Regions from separate parts of the Homo sapiens genome. Here region 2 is linked to region 1. The links are chromatin contacts, found by Hi-C or POLR2A ChIA-PET in ENCODE. All regions are on one chromosome and are shown on one strand. The core of a region is the stretch at or near the end of the contact, and the rest is flanking DNA. Distances in the headings are between cores, read along the strand shown.

Region 1 (5,373 bases), core at 58-2,557:
TTTCACTGCTCTGAGAAACATCAGGTATACTAGACTCACCTGAAGCAGGATGTAAGCGTATAATTTGTCAGACGGGCAATATGGTCTAGTGGATCCAGAATTTGAATATTATTTCTGGCTCTGCTGCTGGCTTCCTTTATGACTAGGAGGGAAATGTCTCTGGGTGTTGCCAGTTTCGGTATCTGTGGATTGATAAGCAGATCGCAAGCATGGATGTTATAATAGGTTATTTCATGGGAAATTAAACAGCAAATCTAATGAGAGGAGCGGGTTACTTGGTCATTTCTTTCTAGGTGCTATTTGGTGCTTTAAGAGGACCTCTAGTATTGGATAAGTTAAAGGAGTTTCAGAAAGTGCATCATAACAACATTACTGAGAGCTCAGAATGTGCTACATGGTTCTGAGGGCCATCTGCGTATTAACCTCATTTAATCCCTGCAGCACACCCGGAGGTCATTGCATGATATTGATGCAATTTTACAGATGAAGAAACTGAAGCACATATGGTTAAATAATTTGTCCAAGATCACAAAGCTAGTAAGCAGCAGAACTGGGGTTTGAACTCAGGTTATTTAAACTCAGAGCCCCAGTTCTTATTCCCCAGTATTTGACTCCCCTTTGCTCTCACCTGGTGATAGAAATGATAATGACCAGGCTGAGCGCAATGGCTCACACCTGTAATCCCAGCACCTTGGGAGACTGAGGCAGGTAGATCGCTTGAGCTCAGGAGTTTGAGACCAGCCTGGGCAACACAACAAAACCCCATCTCTACAAAAGATACAAAAATTAGCTGGCTGTGGTGGCATGCCCCTGTCATTTCAGTTACTTGGCAGGCTGAGGTGGGGGAGTGGCTTGAGCCCAGTAGGCAGAGATTGAAGTGAGCTGAGATCGTGCCACTGCACTCAAGCTTGGGCAACAAAGCAACACTCCATTTCCAAAAAACAAAAGAAAAAGTATGAGATTTAACTTAAAAATAATTTTCCTTCATCTGATTAGAAAGTATAATCAGGATGAGCTTTAGTGTGTTGTTTTTTGTAGAGCCGGGCGGGGACCGGGGGTGGGGGGGGGTCTCACCATGTTGCCCAGGCTGGTCTTGAACTCCTGGGCTCAAGCGATCCTCCCACCTCAGCCTCCCAAAGTGCTGGGATTACAGGTGAAAGACACTGCACCTGGACTATCTTTCTGTTATTGCTGTGGTGGGGAGCACACCAAAATAGTGCCTGTCATCCTCATCCTTCCTAGGCATCTTTCCCAGCACTGCTGCTGTGATTAGTACCTTAACTCCAGCCTAGGCAGGTGCAGTGCATCAGCGGCTCTCTTCTCTAGCTTCTTTTACCTCAGCCCAAGCCACTCTGTAGAAATGGGCTCCACCCATGTCATCTGACCTGTAGGTCTCCACTCTTTCTTCCCAGTTCTCAGATGGTTCTTGGAGCACTGGCGAAGTCAAGCGAAAATAAGGTGGTGAGTTTTCCCCAACGAAATAATTAAATTTTGGCTGATGCTGGCCTTTAGTCATCGAAGGCCGAGAAAGTACCGCCCTAACCAGGGAAAAGCAATATCAGATGTAGGCTGTTCTGTTGTGTCTCAACCTCAAAATGCTTGTGGCAAAAGGGACAAACCTCCAATAAGTCTATATTAGAGGTTCAACAGAGTTCATTGAAAACTTGAAACAAATCTGAAAAGAAAAACACTCTACAAATAGGGAAAAAAGATGGGTAGCTGAGAGTGATAAAGTGAGATTCCCCAGATATGTTGCTGTCACCACAGGCAAATCTCAAATTGTTTTCAATGGAGCTTTTGGAAATTTAAATTAATCCTGCCATTTTCAGGCTTGGTCGTTTGGAATGTGTGTTAGTGAAACGCAGTGATGTAGTTTTATAGACTGTAAGAACCTTGGAGGCACCTGAATTCTTGAAGCTAGAGATTTATTGTAGGTCTTCTCTTGTTCTCTGAGAAGAAAACCAGACTTCATATAACAAGAAGTGAGACAGAAGAACAGTTTTCAGAAGCATGTGTCACTCTGCTATTTTAGGAATTGTTCCAATAAGAGATGTTTATAGTAAGCTTGGTGTGACCCAGCCAAGAAGCTTAATATAACAAGGTTAACTGAATTGTGGGAGGAAAGTTTCTAGCCTATACCAGCTTGCATTTATTAATAATCAGAAAGGTTGCGGATGACAGACTTGCTGAGCATTTACTAAATCTGGTACTTGTGGTTTGCAAATCATGTGATTAACAGCTGCTATCATCTATCCTAGAAACGGCAGGAAGAAGTGTTATTATTTTATCACATAAAATAGTAGTCACAAAGAGAATGAAAACAGTTTAATTTGGCAGATATAAAATTCACTGGTTAAGCAGAAAACCATGCTCTGCCCTCCCACTGAGCTCACTAAAGATGGGTTTCCTGGGAATGTCTCAGTGAACAGATGTTTCTTCTTAGGTTTTGATGAAGAGTTTAGTGGCATCTAATCATTAGTGAAGGGTTGTTTTGGCAAAAGGAATCTCTTGTCTATCTACACACATACTTAAATTTTTTTTTTTACGTATATTAAGGATTTTGCATTAATTACCAATAGGATCTCACATAGATGAATCATGAATGATTGACTGGCTTTCCTAATCAAGTTTTGAATGATTTTAAAAATCAGCCTGCCTGATCTAAGGTTTGGAAGTTCAATGCTCAATAAATAACTTTAGTAAAGGGAGGAAAACATTTTAAAGGAAAAAAACAGGAAAGATAATTACATTGTTAATCTGTTTGGAGTTAGAATTTGATTCAGAAAGATTTCTACAGAGCCTTTTGAATCACCCTGAAATCTGCCAGCTTTTTCCAGGATGCTGCTTTTGTACCTCTGTATACATCATATGCCATTCTTTGCAATAAAATGCAACTTTCTTAGTGATTGAATAATATAGATGTTGATAAACACAAATTATGTCATGTTGTTTACATATACATTCCTAAAGAATAAGAAATATTGTCTACATTGTACATACGTAGTAGATTAACTCATTGAAGTCAGAACAAATGTAGATTTCTATAAGTCCCAAAGAGTATGGATGTCTTAGAGGTTGATGTTGAAGTCTGCAGTTACACTGGTGGTGAAAATCAAATATATAACGAATAACTTTAGGTAAGAATCAAATCGGACTTGTTTTACAGATGTTGCCATGTGTTAGAGGATTTTACTTGTTGCTTTATAGTTTTGGATCGGGCAGATGGTTGAAAAGTGTTGATTCAAGAGCTTTGACTGTATGGAACAAGATAATTGAGGCAATAATAATAATGGGACTCAGAATCTATAAGCCAGAGCAATGAAGCATAGTTCAATCAATAGGAGGAATAAAAAAGATTAGCAACATAAGCAGTATCGATAATCTCTAACATCATTTTACATTACATTTAGCTCACATGAATCCAAGTGGAAATTCCTCTAACAGATTTATAGTTCCACTTCTTAATTTTCTGTTTATAACCCTAGAAATAGCAAACAATATGTATAACATTCTGTGCAGTGCATATAATAGCCACATAATAGATGCTCCTAAATTTTTCCTAGCCTCACTCCCAAGCTGGGATAATTTCCTATTATAGGTTCTCATGGCTCCTGACTATGTAATTATTTATTTGACATTTTTCAGGTTGTCAGATTTAGCTAAAAAAAAAAAAAATACAAGACAGCCAGTGAAATTTGAATTTCAAATAAACAACAAATAATTTTCCAGTATAACTATGTCCTGTGCAACATTTGGGGGCATACTTACACTAAAAAATTAGTCATTGTTTATCTGAGATTAAAATTTTATTGGGCTTCCTAAATTTAACCTAATAGCTCTAGTGGCTTACTTGTTCATAGCTGTATCTTCCACAGACTACGAGTTTCAGGATATTGTTTTCTTCATCATTGTATCCCCAGTATTTGCACAGGGCTTAGCACTTAGCAGAAATTCAATAAATATTGGTTGGCTGTCTAAAGGGATGGATATTAAAACTACTTTAATATATTAGATACATTGGCTCACACCAGTAATTCCAGCACTTTGGGAGGCTGTGTTGGGTGGATTACTTTAGCTCAGGAGTTTGTGACCAGCCTGGGCAACATGGGGAAACCCCATCTCTACCAAAAATACAAAAGATTAGCTGGGCATAGTGGCATGTGCCTGTGATCCTAGCTATTGAGGAAGCTGAGGTGGGAGGATCACCTGAGCCTGGGAGGTGGAGGTTCCAGTGAGCCGAGATTGTGCCACTGCACTCCAGCCTGGGTGACAGAGGGGGCACCATATCAAAAAAAAATGTATTTTAATTAAAAGTATACAAACTGAGCCAGGTGTGGTAATCCCAGCTACTTGGGAGGCTGAGGCAGGAGGATCACTTGAACCTAGGAGTTTGAGGCCGCAATGTGCTATGATCACACCTGTGAATAGCCACGGCTCTACAGCCTGGGTAACAGAGACCCAGTCTCTACAAAATTAAAAATAATTTTAAAAACCATGGAAAATGCAACTGAGGTTCATAGAACTTGAAAGCAAAAGAAGCAGTTCTTGCCATTGGGTTATCTACAAGTGTACCATCTTTATGTAGTAAATAATCAACTAAGATCGCTAAGAGGGAAATTCCTTTTAAAAGAGATAGACTCCAAGCAACTGATTCTCCTAGTACAATTCACTTTCAGTTCTTAATTTTCACTTAATGCCTTTTCAAAGGCAGTTACTGTACAAAGCAAGTTGGGCTTGTATTTTTAAGTATTCTGGCAGATTGCAGCTAATCCTTTCTACCAGGATCGAAAATTAAAAAAGACGTTAAGAGGTTTAGACAGAAGAGACAGGAGATATTTCCAAGCTGCATATGGAGAAGATGACACAAATTTTGAAATCTTTATCACCCCATCTTATTTATTAAACTCCCACCCATGTTCTGCTCTATATTAGAAAAAGCAAAACAAGTTAATCTTATGCAGCTTTGGTAGCTCATGAAGAGCCATTGTTTTCAGTGCACTCTTTATAAGGTTTAGCTTATCAACCACAAAGCAGGGCTCACTTAGGTAAGTCAGGAAAGTTTAGAAGACAGTAGAAGAAAGCCTGGGAAACATGGTGAAACCCTGTCTCTACTAAAAGTACAAAAAAAATTAAAAAAAAATGCTAAGTGTGATGGTGCACGCCTGTGGTCCCAGCTACTTGAGAGGCTTAGGTAGGAGGATTGCTTGAGCCTGGGGAGTTGGAGGTTGCAATGAGCCATGAGTGCACCACTGCACTCCAGCCTGGGTAACAGACCAAGACCCTGTCTCGAAAATAAATAAACAAATGAAAACAGATGGTTAAAGGAAAAAAAATGCCTTGGAAATGCAAGTAGAAACATGTGCCTTATGTGCT
Region 2 (5,783 bases), core at 891-3,390, 560 kb after region 1:
AGAGAAATGCTTTTCTCTTTCAACATTCCTTACATCTGGGCTTCATAACAGACTGGCTATTCTTTTCAGCATGTTCATTTTATAAGATCTCAATTTTTTTCCTCTAGTAAAACAATAGCACTTTAAAATAAATTTAATTCCACAGAAGACTCCCAAGAAGGCTTAACAAAATCTTTGCAATCACAGAAACCTGTCCTGGAGCTATAGGGTGTTCTTATTTTGGTAGGTGAATAAGAAATTTTTTTCTTTTCTTTTCTTTTTTTATGAGACAGGGTCTCTCTCTGTCATCCAGGCTGGAGTACAGTGGTACAATCATAGTTTACTGCAACCACCAACTCCTGGGTTCAAGTGATCCTCCCGCCTCAGCCTCCCAAGTAGCTGAGACTACAGGCACATGGCACTATGCCTGCTAATTTTGAAAAAAATTTTGTAGACATGTGGTGTTGCTATGTTGCCCGGGCTGTCTCTAATACTCCTGGCCTCAAGTGATTCTTTTGCCTTGGCCTCCCAAATTGCTGGAATTACAGGCATGAGCCACTATGCCTGGCCGAATAAGAAATTTCTAATGGCTGCACACATCTTTGAAAGAGCTGAGACATTTCAGGAACAAACTCGTGTGATACAGCCCATCACCTGAACCTTCCACTTGCCTACCTATTAGTCTTCTTTTGGAAGATGAGAGATTTTTCTCAGTGGTTAGTTAACTTTCCCTTAAGCATAAGTAATTTTCTAAGCCCCTTCTTGGTATCTCACTCCCTCCGTAATTGATTAACATTAAAACAGGGGCAGTTACAAAAGCTCAAGTCTAGCATTTCAATGTTACTTTGGGAGACGCTGCATTGATAATATTGACGACAATCATTTCTCAGAGGACCTCTAAGAACAAATATTTAAAAATGGACTTGGACTGAACAATAAACATAGGACTTGTAGGTCCAAAGTAACAATAGCTTTAAATTATGTATACTCAATAAGTCAATTTTAAAGAAAACATTGGAAAACCAATGGTAATGCTTTAGTTGATGAATGATTTATATTAAATGTAAAAATAGGGATTATAATTTTATATAACATTCTTACGGACATTTCCAAAACCAATATTCTGGTAATTTTTTTGTCCCCAGTTCTGTAAAATAGTTCTAGAAAGAAACTATTTCTGTAAATTGACTTAACATATTAAATGGGAACTTTGGAGGCCAGGCGCGGTGGCTCACGCTTGTAATCCCAGCACTTTGGGAGGCCGACGCGGGCAGATCACGAGGTCAGGAGATCAAGACCACGGTGAAACCTCGTCTCTACTAAAAATACAAAAAATTAGCCGGGCGTGGTGGCGGGCGCCTGTAGTCCTAGCTACTCCGAGAGGCTGAGGCAAGAGAATGGCGTGAAACCGGGAGGCGGAGCTTACAGTGAGCCAAGATCGCGCCACTGCACTCTGTCTGAAAAAAAAAAAAAAAAAAAACGGAACTTTGGCTGGAATCTCAGCTAGGTCTTATACTATGGAGATCTGTCCAGGTGGATTTTTATACTTCTCAAGGACTAGAACCTTCTAAAACAGTAGTTGTGGAAGTAGTTGTATGCTACAGTCCATTATTTCTAGAAAATTTGTGAGATATATTCTAGTTCTAACTGGTTCATAAGAGTATTGAAACAAAAGAGGTCAAGCATGCCATCATTCCTCCTCTATAACTCAGCTCTAACTCTGCTTCCATCGCATCTATGCATGCTCACTGTTTTTGTTTCTCATTCTTATCTTCCTGCTCATGGACTTTATTCTGCATTGCCTTCGAAGCTTCCTGAATGTCTTGTGTATCTTTCATCTTGGCTAGAAAAGAAGTCTCTTTTCTTTCCTAGGAAAGCAGATCATGACATCAGATGACGAATATGGCTGAGGTTCAAGGCAGATTTTTCTTTTCAAAGTGACCTCACCTGTTAATCCAACTACCTTCAAGCATCAGCTAGGTTTAATAATTTCTTTACCAAACTAGTACCAGAACCACAATTCTCATGAGGATATGTAAGTACCAACATAGCCAATCCTGATCTTGGCTAAGGATGTCGGACAAACCATGGTGCAGGTGTGTAGCATTCACTGGAAGCAGCTTGAGAGGGCAGTAACTTGGCAAAGAGACCTTTATGACTACAGTTGTTGCTTCTGGCCAACACTGCCTCTTAGAACTATGAGGTAATGTCTCCATAGTAACCAAGTTCCAGTTTCTGAACAATTCCTATGTTGATGCTGTACCTTCTTTGCAGTTTGCAGACATTAAATAAAGTAATTTGCTCTTAGGAAAGCCATATCTTCCACTAGACTTTGCCACCAAAATTATTGATATCTTGTTTTGTATTTCTAAGAGTCAAGGCCAGTATGTACATACTGGGGAAATTAATCACAACTCTTTTCTTCTTTTTTTTCTTTCTCTCTCTCTGGACAAATACTTTGAGCACATGGAAACAGCTAGGCAGCAAGAATAGAAACCATAAAACTTCAATGCAAAAAGAAGTCTATTGGTAGAAATCATAAAATCAAAGCCAGAACACCTAAATTCTTCTCCTAGTTATGCCAGCAGTATGATTTAGAAGAAATCACTTAATTCAGTTTCTCCTCTGTGTAAAACACTCACACTTAATGTTTCATGATAATGATAGTATGGCAATAAAATTAATAACTATGAAAGTACATGATTATATACAGTAATAAGATATATAAATGATGATTACTGGATGAGTAAGCTTATTAAAAATAGTTAATAAGATTCTACTATTTCTTAAAAACTGGCTAGGTACCATGAATAAACAATACCTGCTTTCAGAAATAATACTAAAATATCTTCTAATATAGATTTGAAAATGATTTTTAAAGACAATAAAGTAACTGTCTTAAAAAGCCAAAAAGAAAAAGTCAAGACGTGTAACACGTAATAAGGTAAGTTAAAAGGAAGTAAACGTTTGACCGTATTTCCTCCCTCTCAGAGATGAAGCACAATTCCTTATGAACATTATGGGCCAATTATGTAAATATAGCATCAGAAGGTTTATAAATTTTTACTTACGCTTAGTAAAGAATTAAAAATGGGCTTGTCATTTCTTGTCACTCTCCCAGTCTCCCTACCTGTACCAGTCTGGATGGCTTTCTAGCTGTTAAAAATTTCTCTACTTGAACTGCATATATTAGCATAAAGTCGTTATGACCTCATTGGTTTTATCAGAGAGCCTGCTCATATTTTCCAACATATTTTGGAGAAATAAAATTCTGTCAGCTGAGAAAAACTTTTGAAGGCTTTGAAGTTGTGAGTGTTTCAATACTCATTCCCCATAGTAGACATTTTTCTTATTTCCTTTTCTTAAATTACTGTATATATGCAATGAAAACCAATTTCCTCTTTTGTTGTTGCTTAAACTAATTTAGTGGTTTTCAACAGGGGCCAAAGTGAACCATAGAGAGCATTTTGTAAATGTAAGAGGATGTTGATAGTAGTCATTAAAGATTCGGGTCGGGTATTAGTGGCATTTGGTAGACAGAACCCAGAGATGCTAGACTTTCCACAATGTGGCAGATAATCCTACTTAGTAAATAGTGTTCCCACATGACACGTGCCTTTCTAGGCATTCATGCAGGTGAAAAATAGATTACAATTATCTGGCCAGGCACAGTGGTTCCCACCTGTAATCCCAGCACTTTGGGAGGCCAAAGGGAGTGAATTACTTGAGGTCAGGAGTTCAAGACCAGTCTGGCCAACATGATGAAACCCCGTCTCTACTAAAAAAATACAAAAATCAGCTGGGTGTGGTGGCGGGTGCCTGTAATCCCAGCTACTCTGGAGGCTAAGGCAGGAGAATCGCTTGAACCGGGGATGTGGAGTTGCAGTGAGCTGAGATCGTGCCACTGCATTCCAGCTTGGGTGACAGAACCAGTCTCCGTCATTAAAAAAAAAAAAAAAAGATTAGAATTATATGAACCTAAAGCCTAGCTCTATATGTCATATAAATACAAAATATTTTTGCAGTTTTAGTATATACCAAAGTCTTTAGGATGTAACTATTTATTGTTTAAATTCCGGAAAGACTCTATATTGATTTGTTCAGACGTTTCCAAGAGTTATCAGTTTGGAAAAAATTACATCACCAATAGCAATACAACTTGGTAGTATTCATGTGGTTGATACAACTTATTGGACAGAGAATAACAGTAGCAATAATACCATCAGCAGCAACAAAATCAACCTGAATCTGATGAATCCTCTGCTTTACATGTAATACAGGAAACAGAAGAGCACATTAGCTAATCAACTAAGAAATTTAAAAGACACTTTTTGTAATTTGTGGATATAACATATCCTAATTCAAGCAAACTGTAGAAATTTATAAGACAGTAGAAACTTAAGCACATGGTACTTAATGATATTAAGGAATAACTGGTAAATATTTTAGGTGTGATATGGTGTCATGATTATGTTTTTTGAAAAGGGTTCTTATCTTTTAGTGATACATACTAAAACATTTATAGATAAAATGATATGACGTCCTCTGTTTCTAATGAATACAGACAGTAGGAAGCAGATGAGAATGTAGATGAAAAAGTTGGGCCATGACTTGTAATTATTAAAGCTGAGTAATAGTTACATGGAGATTCATTATAGATTATGATTATTTTTGACTGCAAATATCTAAGTTCTCCATAGCAAAAAGACTAAAATAGAAGCCTCAGTTTGGGATGCACAGACTCAAATGTTAATGGTGTCATCAACATGGCTGTGTCTGCTCAGGAAGGAGAGGGTCAGCAAGAACTGAAAGGAAGAAGCAGAGGTGCATGAGGTGCAATAATCTTTTTTTTTTTTTTTTTTTTTTTTTTGAGATGGATGTCGCTGTGTCATCCAGGCTGGAGTGCAATGGTGCAATCTCGGCTCACTGCAACCTCTGCCTCCTAGGTTCAAGTGATTCTACTGCCTTAGCCTCCCAAGTAGCTAGGACTACAGGCATGTGCCACCACGCCCGGCCAATTTTTGTATTTTTAGTAGAGACGAGGTTTCGCCATGTTGGCCGGGCTGGTCTTGAACTCCCGACCTCAAGTGATTTGCCTGCCTCGGCTTCCCAAAGTGTTGGGATTACAGGTGTGAGCCATTGTGCCAGTGCAATAATCTTTATACGGTTCTTTCACCACAGCTCTAGAAGATGAGAATTTCCCCATTTTCCAAATGAGGAAGTGGAAGTTCCAAGAGATGAAATACCTCTTCCAAGCTTATACAGCCAGTAAATGGCAGAGCCAAGATTTAGTCTCATCCATCTATTAGAGAGACCTCCTCACTGTACTTGCTGTTTCTGCTTTACTCTTGTTCCATATCTTCCTTTTTCTGTGGTATCTGCCTAAATGCTTGTCCATTCCTGAACCAGCTTCATCCTGCTTTTTCTGGTCTGGTCTCAAATCATCTCAAATCACTCTCTCCTCTGTCTTCTTGGCACTCTGTCAATTCTCTTTGCCTTTACCCCGCGTTGGGAAAGTACGAGAATTTTGCTGGGGAATTGAAGCCCCATAAGAGTAGATGTGGGTCAAATTAGGGTAATGAAAACTGAGTTTCATGTTGTGAGATTTCTACCTTAAGAAAAAATTAAAAGTGGCAAAATTCCATATTCTTAAGTTTAAAAAACAGACAAAATATTACATATACACAATTTTTAAAGATTTGAAGAACACAAAGAACTGGCTTTATATATTTTAGTTCTCTGCCTCCACATGTGGAGAAGATTTGCACAGCAAGAGATTTTATTAAATTGGTAATACAAATAAA

What was found. A loop is a pair of places that touch in the nucleus more often than their neighbours do. ChIA-PET counts read pairs that join two places held with the same protein, here RNA polymerase II (POLR2A). Pooled maps may share reads with other maps.
Region 2: a map of HCT116 shows a loop between it and region 1 (3-fold over the local background). The contact joins the promoter of LMNTD1 here to the promoter of LINC02909 in region 1. A Hi-C loop is called at or near these places in 1 of 168 maps with a recorded cell type or tissue (HCT116) and 6 of 50 pooled maps. POLR2A ChIA-PET finds 5 or more read pairs at or near these places in 1 of 52 experiments (Panc1).

The regions. Positions count from the first base shown.
Region 1 is chr12:24,996,158-25,001,530 of GRCh38, forward strand. It overlaps LINC02909 (long intergenic non-protein coding RNA 2909), which reads right to left and starts at 1,308. Exons shown (of 4, transcript NR_171024.1): 1 at 1,075-1,308; 2 at 40-182. It also overlaps a transcript of IRAG2 not described here. RefSeq lists enhancers at 1,867-1,996, 2,247-2,356.
Region 2 is chr12:25,551,143-25,556,925 of GRCh38, forward strand. LMNTD1 (lamin tail domain containing 1) reads right to left here and starts at 2,141. Exons shown (of 10, transcript NM_001145728.2): 1 at 1,927-2,141; 2 at 1,729-1,847. The coding sequence starts at 1,817.